2 separate regions of the Homo sapiens genome follow, and region 2 is linked to region 1. A link is a contact called in ENCODE Hi-C or POLR2A ChIA-PET data. All regions are on one chromosome and are shown on one strand. The core of a region is the stretch at or near the end of the contact, and the rest is flanking DNA. Distances in the headings are between cores, read along the strand shown.

The links. Hi-C counts contacts between places; a loop is a spot of excess contacts on that map. ChIA-PET counts read pairs that join two places held with the same protein, here RNA polymerase II (POLR2A). Pooled maps may share reads with other maps.
Region 2: a loop to region 1 is called in a map of OCI-LY7, with 8 times the contacts of the local background. The contact joins two enhancer-like sites. A Hi-C loop is called at or near these places in 2 of 168 maps with a recorded cell type or tissue (OCI-LY7 and PC-9) and 1 of 50 pooled maps. POLR2A ChIA-PET finds 5 or more read pairs at or near these places in 2 of 52 experiments (H1 and PC-9).

Annotation. Positions count from the first base shown.
Region 1 is chr12:6,208,592-6,211,291 of GRCh38, reverse strand. The region is part of intron 1 of CD9 (CD9 molecule); the gene reads right to left. Among named protein-coding and RNA genes, the nearest start is that of CD9, 9.5 kb to the right of the region's middle. RefSeq lists enhancers at 1-282, 313-936. Within about 2 kb of position 1,296, at least 2 of the 41 ENCODE cell types and tissues checked have a DNase peak (open chromatin) inside an H3K27ac peak, as active enhancers do.
Region 2 is chr12:6,354,765-6,357,471 of GRCh38, reverse strand. SCNN1A (sodium channel epithelial 1 subunit alpha) reads left to right here. Exons shown (of 13, transcript NM_001038.6): 5 at 1,592-1,695; 6 at 2,037-2,200; 7 at 2,624-2,707. It overlaps LOC107984500 (a long non-coding RNA gene), which reads right to left. Exons shown (of 4, transcript XR_007063191.1): 4 at 1,693-1,947. Among named protein-coding and RNA genes, the nearest start is that of TNFRSF1A, 14 kb to the right of the region's middle. Within about 2 kb of position 1,256, at least 4 of the 41 ENCODE cell types and tissues checked have a DNase peak (open chromatin) inside an H3K27ac peak, as active enhancers do.

The DNA.
Region 1 (2,700 bases), core at 47-2,546:
GCAGCAAGTACTCAAATATTTGCTATCTATGTTCCACAACCCCACCCTAAGCACTTCTCCAGAACTATTTAGTTTTCAGAATAGGCCCACCAAAGAGGTAATATTGTCTTCTATTTTTTAGATGAAAAAACTGGGGCACAAAAGTTAAGTTGCTCGGGCCGGGCACGGTGGCTCAAGCCTGTAATCCCAGCACTTTGGGAGGCCAAGGCGGGAGGATCACAAGGTCAGGAGTTCAAGACCAGCCTGGCCAACATGGTGAAACCCCATCTCTACTAAAAATATAAAAAAATAGCCAGGCATGGTGGTGCGTGCCTGTAATCCCAGCTACTTGGGAGGCTGAGGCTGTTCAATCGCTTGAACCCAGGAGGCAGAGGTTGCAGTGACCCAAGACCACGCCACTGCACTCCAGCCTGGCAACAGAGCGAGACTCCTTCTCAAAAAAAAAAAAAAAAAAAAGTTGCTCAACTGAGATCACAGGGCAAGTAAGTGGCAGAGTTAGAACTTGAACCCAGAATGGTCTGACTGCAGAGCCCCAATTCTCAATTATTTTGTTAAGCTGTTTGTGTTTTTGATCCATTTCTTCTATTCTGAAGCCAGAATTTTTTCCCTTTTGCCTGTTTCCCCCCCATTCATATCTAATCCCATTTCAAAGTGGTGTTTTCGATCTTTAAAGGCCACAAGGGAGCCCATCTGCACCGGAAGGAAGGCAGCTTGCAGACGCGCCTCCTCCCTGACAGCAGGGCAGCTGCATGGCCACCTGGGCTGGAGATGCCACCTACACCTGGCCTCGCTTGGGGGCAGTGGGGGTAGTGGGTGCTCGAAGAGAGTCTAAAAAAAACAGCCGGTGCTTCCTCTCCCTGGCCTTTGTCCTGAGAGCTTCAGCCACACCCTTGGTTCCACTGGTCATATAGTCAGGGTGGACAGAGGCGGCGCTCTGGGAAGGGACTCTCCAGGGCAACTCGCACATCCTCCTTTCCCCTTGGCTGCACTGTTGCAGCTGCCCATTGGCATTGTGTCCATAGACGGGACCGCAGCCCGTTCAGTGGCCATGGTCCTTCCATCCCCCGTGAAAACAGCCCCAGAGTGGGACCCGGAGCCTCTGCCCTTCCCCAGAACCACCCTGCCAGCAAAGGGCAGAACAAGATGACATCAGCACAGGCCTCTCTGTGTTATAGCCCTGGGCACGAGCTCTCAAGACACACCCCAGGGTCCTAGAGGAGAGTGCCAGCCTCCCATGACAAAGAAGGCCAAAGTGTCCCTCCTCATCCTAGAAGATAATCTAATTTCTATTTGAAATGAGCAGTCCCAGCTGGGCGCGGTGACTCACGCCTGTAATCCCAGCACTTTGGAAGGCCGAGGTGGGCGTATCACCTGAGGTCAGCAGTTCGAGACCAGCCTGGTCAACGTGGCAAAACCCCATCTCTACTAAAAACACAAAAATTAGCCGGGCATGGTGGTACATGCCTGTAATCCCAGCTACTCAAGAGGCTGAGGCATGAGAATCGCTTGAACCCAGGAGGCAGAGGTTGCAGTGAGCCGAGATTGTGCCACTACACTCCAGCCTGGGCAACAGAATGAGACTCCATCTCAGAAAAAAAAAAAAAAAAAAAAAGAAATTTGCAGTCTGGGTCTCTAAAGGGTTGTGTCTTAGGGAGCCAGGGCTACAATTTGACTAGAGAGGAGGAAAGGAGAGTATGAAGAGATTTTCTCAGGCTTGTAGACAGGAAGCTTTAAAACATCTGAGCTTAGCAATAATAAATTTAAATCCACAGTCCCACATTGTGAGAAAGAAGATGTTTACATTGCACCATGGAGAGCAGGAGGAATATGTCTTAGTGGGAAGGGCCTCCCGTCTCTAGGAACGGGGCCGCTGAGGGAGGTATGGATGACTCCCCACCCAGAAAACATCCAGTGGAGTTGGGCATAAATCTGGGGTGTGCATGCACACTACACACTGCAACTGCCCACCTACAAGGGAAGACATGATGTGGATTCAAACACCAGATTTCTATTGACTTGAAAAGCTACGACGAGCCCGGTGCGGTGGCTCACGCCTATAATCCCAGCACTTTGGGAGGCAGAGGTGGGTGGATCACCTGAGGTGAGACCAGCCTGGCCAACATGATGAAATCCCATCTCTACTAAAAATACAAAAATTAGCTGGGCGTGGTGGCATGTGCCTGTAGTCGCAGCTACTCAGGAGGCTGAGGCGGGAGAATCACTTGAACCTGGGAGGCAGAGGTTGCAGTATGCCAAGATTGCGCCACTGCACTCCAGCCTGGGTGACAGAGCGAGACTCTGTCTCAAAACAAACAACAAAAAAAGCAATGATGAGTTCACAAATAGTATGATTTTGCTGATCATTTCATTTAGAGTTTTAATAAATCAGTACACTGTATTATCATACTACATTCAATCAACTTAGGTTTAAAAGACATTAAACTACACACCTGTAATCCCAGCACTTTGGGAGGCTGAGGCGGGTGGATCACCTGAGGTCAGGAGTTCAAGACCGGCCTGATCAACATGGAGAAACCCCGTCTCTACTAAAAATTAGCCGGGCATGGTGGCACACCCCTGTAATCCCAACTACTCAGGAGGCTGAGGCAGGAGAATGGCTTGAACTCAGGAGGCGGAGGTTGCGGTGAGCTGCGATCGCACCATTACACTCCAGCCTGGGCAACAAGAGTGAAACTCCAC
Region 2 (2,707 bases), core at 7-2,506, 150 kb before region 1:
CTCCCGACTAGCTGAGATAATAGGTGCCCACCACCACGCCTGGCGAATTTTTGTATTTTTGGTAGAGACGGGGTTTCACCATGTTGGCCAGGCTGGTCTCAAACTTCTGACTTCAACTGATCCACCTGTCTCAGCCTCCCAAAGTGTTGGGATTACAGGCGTGAGCCACTGTGCCCCACCACTTTTTTTTTTCGAAGCTCTATGTTTTAAAACCCATCCGTGTTTCTCCACCGCTGATGGAACTTGTGCCTGCTTTCCATGGGGGCAGCACCCACCATTATACTTGTCCCCTCTCTGTGTGCGAAGGGCTCACCAGCCTTCAGGACTGGCCACCTCTGTAGCCTCTCCTTCAGTCCTTCCCTGCATCTAGCCTGGGCTCTAGAAGTGCTGACTTCCCAGTACATCCTAGAATGTGCACCAGTATGTCACGCCTCTGTGCCTTTGTTCTTCAAGGCCAGTGGAATATCCCGGATCACCTAGTTCCAATCTCCTCATTTTACAGAATCATCCTACATTTTACAGAGGAGGAGAATAAGCTTAGAAACAATGACCTGCTTGAGACCGTACAACCAGAACCCCACCCTTTATCTCTGGCCAGCCTCTTCTCCCTCTTCTCTTTAGTCCTCCTCTGCTGCTCACTGGCCGAAGTCCCCTTTCCGTCTTTGCCTGGCTCCCGTCGCTAGCTCCAAGATGGCAGGGTAGCAGAACACAGATCCTCTCTGTGCCGTGTGGCACATGTGCTGTGCTACAACCCACACAGCCTCCCTGTTCTGGAACCTGTGATTTGCTGTGAAATTGCAGTCCTACTGCAGCTGTGTTGCCTCTGTGATTGCTTTCTCTCTGTCCCCACACCTGTCACAGATGAGTTTTGGACCTACCATTCTGAGACATACTGATGCAAGAGGCTCCCAGGAAACACTTGGTACTGATCTTCCTCCCCTCAGCTCCGTGCTCACCACTGGTCACACTTTCTCCTTTAACCCTGCTCCCCTCCTCCCCTTCATTCATTCATTCATTCATTCATTCATTCATTCCTCACTCAACAACTATTTATTAATCATCTCCTCTATCTCCTAGATGACAGGATCTATGCAACTAACCCAGAGATGACACAGAGATGAATGAGATGTGGCTCCTGTCATCAAGGAGCTCATGATTCAATGGGGAACTAACACTTAGATGCATGGGCAGTTAGGGACATGCAAGAATCTTTGTAATGCAACAAGAGAGAAGTTACAAGGCAGCACGGAAGTCAATGCCGGTGAACCCAGATGGCCTGGTGAGAGGAGCCTGGACTAGAAGGTAGATGTGTGACCTTGGGCCAGCTGTTTGAGCTCTCTGAGCCTTAGCTTCCTCCTCTGTGATATGAGGATGAGACTCTCACAGGCTGTTGGTTGGAGTGACTGAGGGAGTGTGAGTAAAGCTCTCAGCATTGTGCCAGCACATAGTAGGTGATCAGGAAACAAATGGCTCTGAAAGGCACAAGTCCTGTAGGAGTTTAAGAGAGTGGACATTTCTCTCTGCCTCATCTCCCTATTCCCTGCACCACCTACACTTTCCTCTCTGACCCTACTCTCTCTTTCCTGATAAGGAATTACTCTCACTTCCACCACCCGATGTATGGAAACTGCTATACTTTCAATGACAAGAACAACTCCAACCTCTGGATGTCTTCCATGCCTGGAATCAACAACGGTGAGAAGCTCCCTGCTTGCTCCATGGCGCCCTCTGCTTCAGCCACTCACCTGTACTTACCTTGAGCTCACCTCCTAGAGCTGCTGGGAGGGGTCCTGCCTGCTGTCTCTCCCCAATAGGTGCCACATAGTCCGTTCCAGGCATGAGAGGAATCCCGTCCCAGGTCTTCCTCCTGCCTCCAGATTCCAGCTCAGGGGTTGCCAGGTCCCTTTGCGGGTCTTCCTGAACTTGCTTCTCTTGCAGCTTTAGAGACTGGGCAAGGAAGGGAGAGTGGATTTCCATCTCCTAACTCTTTTCTAGGATTCCCGCCTCTGCCAACTCTGCTCTCTCTGCACCCCTAGGTCTGTCCCTGATGCTGCGCGCAGAGCAGAATGACTTCATTCCCCTGCTGTCCACAGTGACTGGGGCCCGGGTAATGGTGCACGGGCAGGATGAACCTGCCTTTATGGATGATGGTGGCTTTAACTTGCGGCCTGGCGTGGAGACCTCCATCAGCATGAGGAAGGCAAGGATGCTGACTGGGAGGCCTGGAAGGAGCGCCTCAGATTGCAGAGGGGCAGCGGGGAGGCATGGGAGGCTGGAGAGGGAGAGCATGTGGGGTGGGCCTTGAGCATGTGGAGGTCTTCAGGAGCAGGAATGAGGGGCAGAGGGGCTGGCACTGGGAAGTAAAGCCCTGCAGGGTGGACCCTGGGGGACAAGTGCTGAGAAGGCATTCAAGGCATGCTTAGGGTTTCTGGGGATGCTCTGGGCCTAGTGGCCTTGAAATGAGCAGTGGGTGGGCATGGGGGTGGCTGGAAGCATGTATTGAGAGGGCGAGGCCAGTAGGAGGGGCTGGCAGGTGTGAGATACAACCTGGAACTGAGGGAAGGCAGAGAACCCAGAGGCACTTGCTCTGTCCTCTGATCTCTTGGTGTATGTGGGTTCATAGGAAACCCTGGACAGACTTGGGGGCGATTATGGCGACTGCACCAAGAATGGCAGTGATGTTCCTGTTGAGAACCTTTACCCTTCA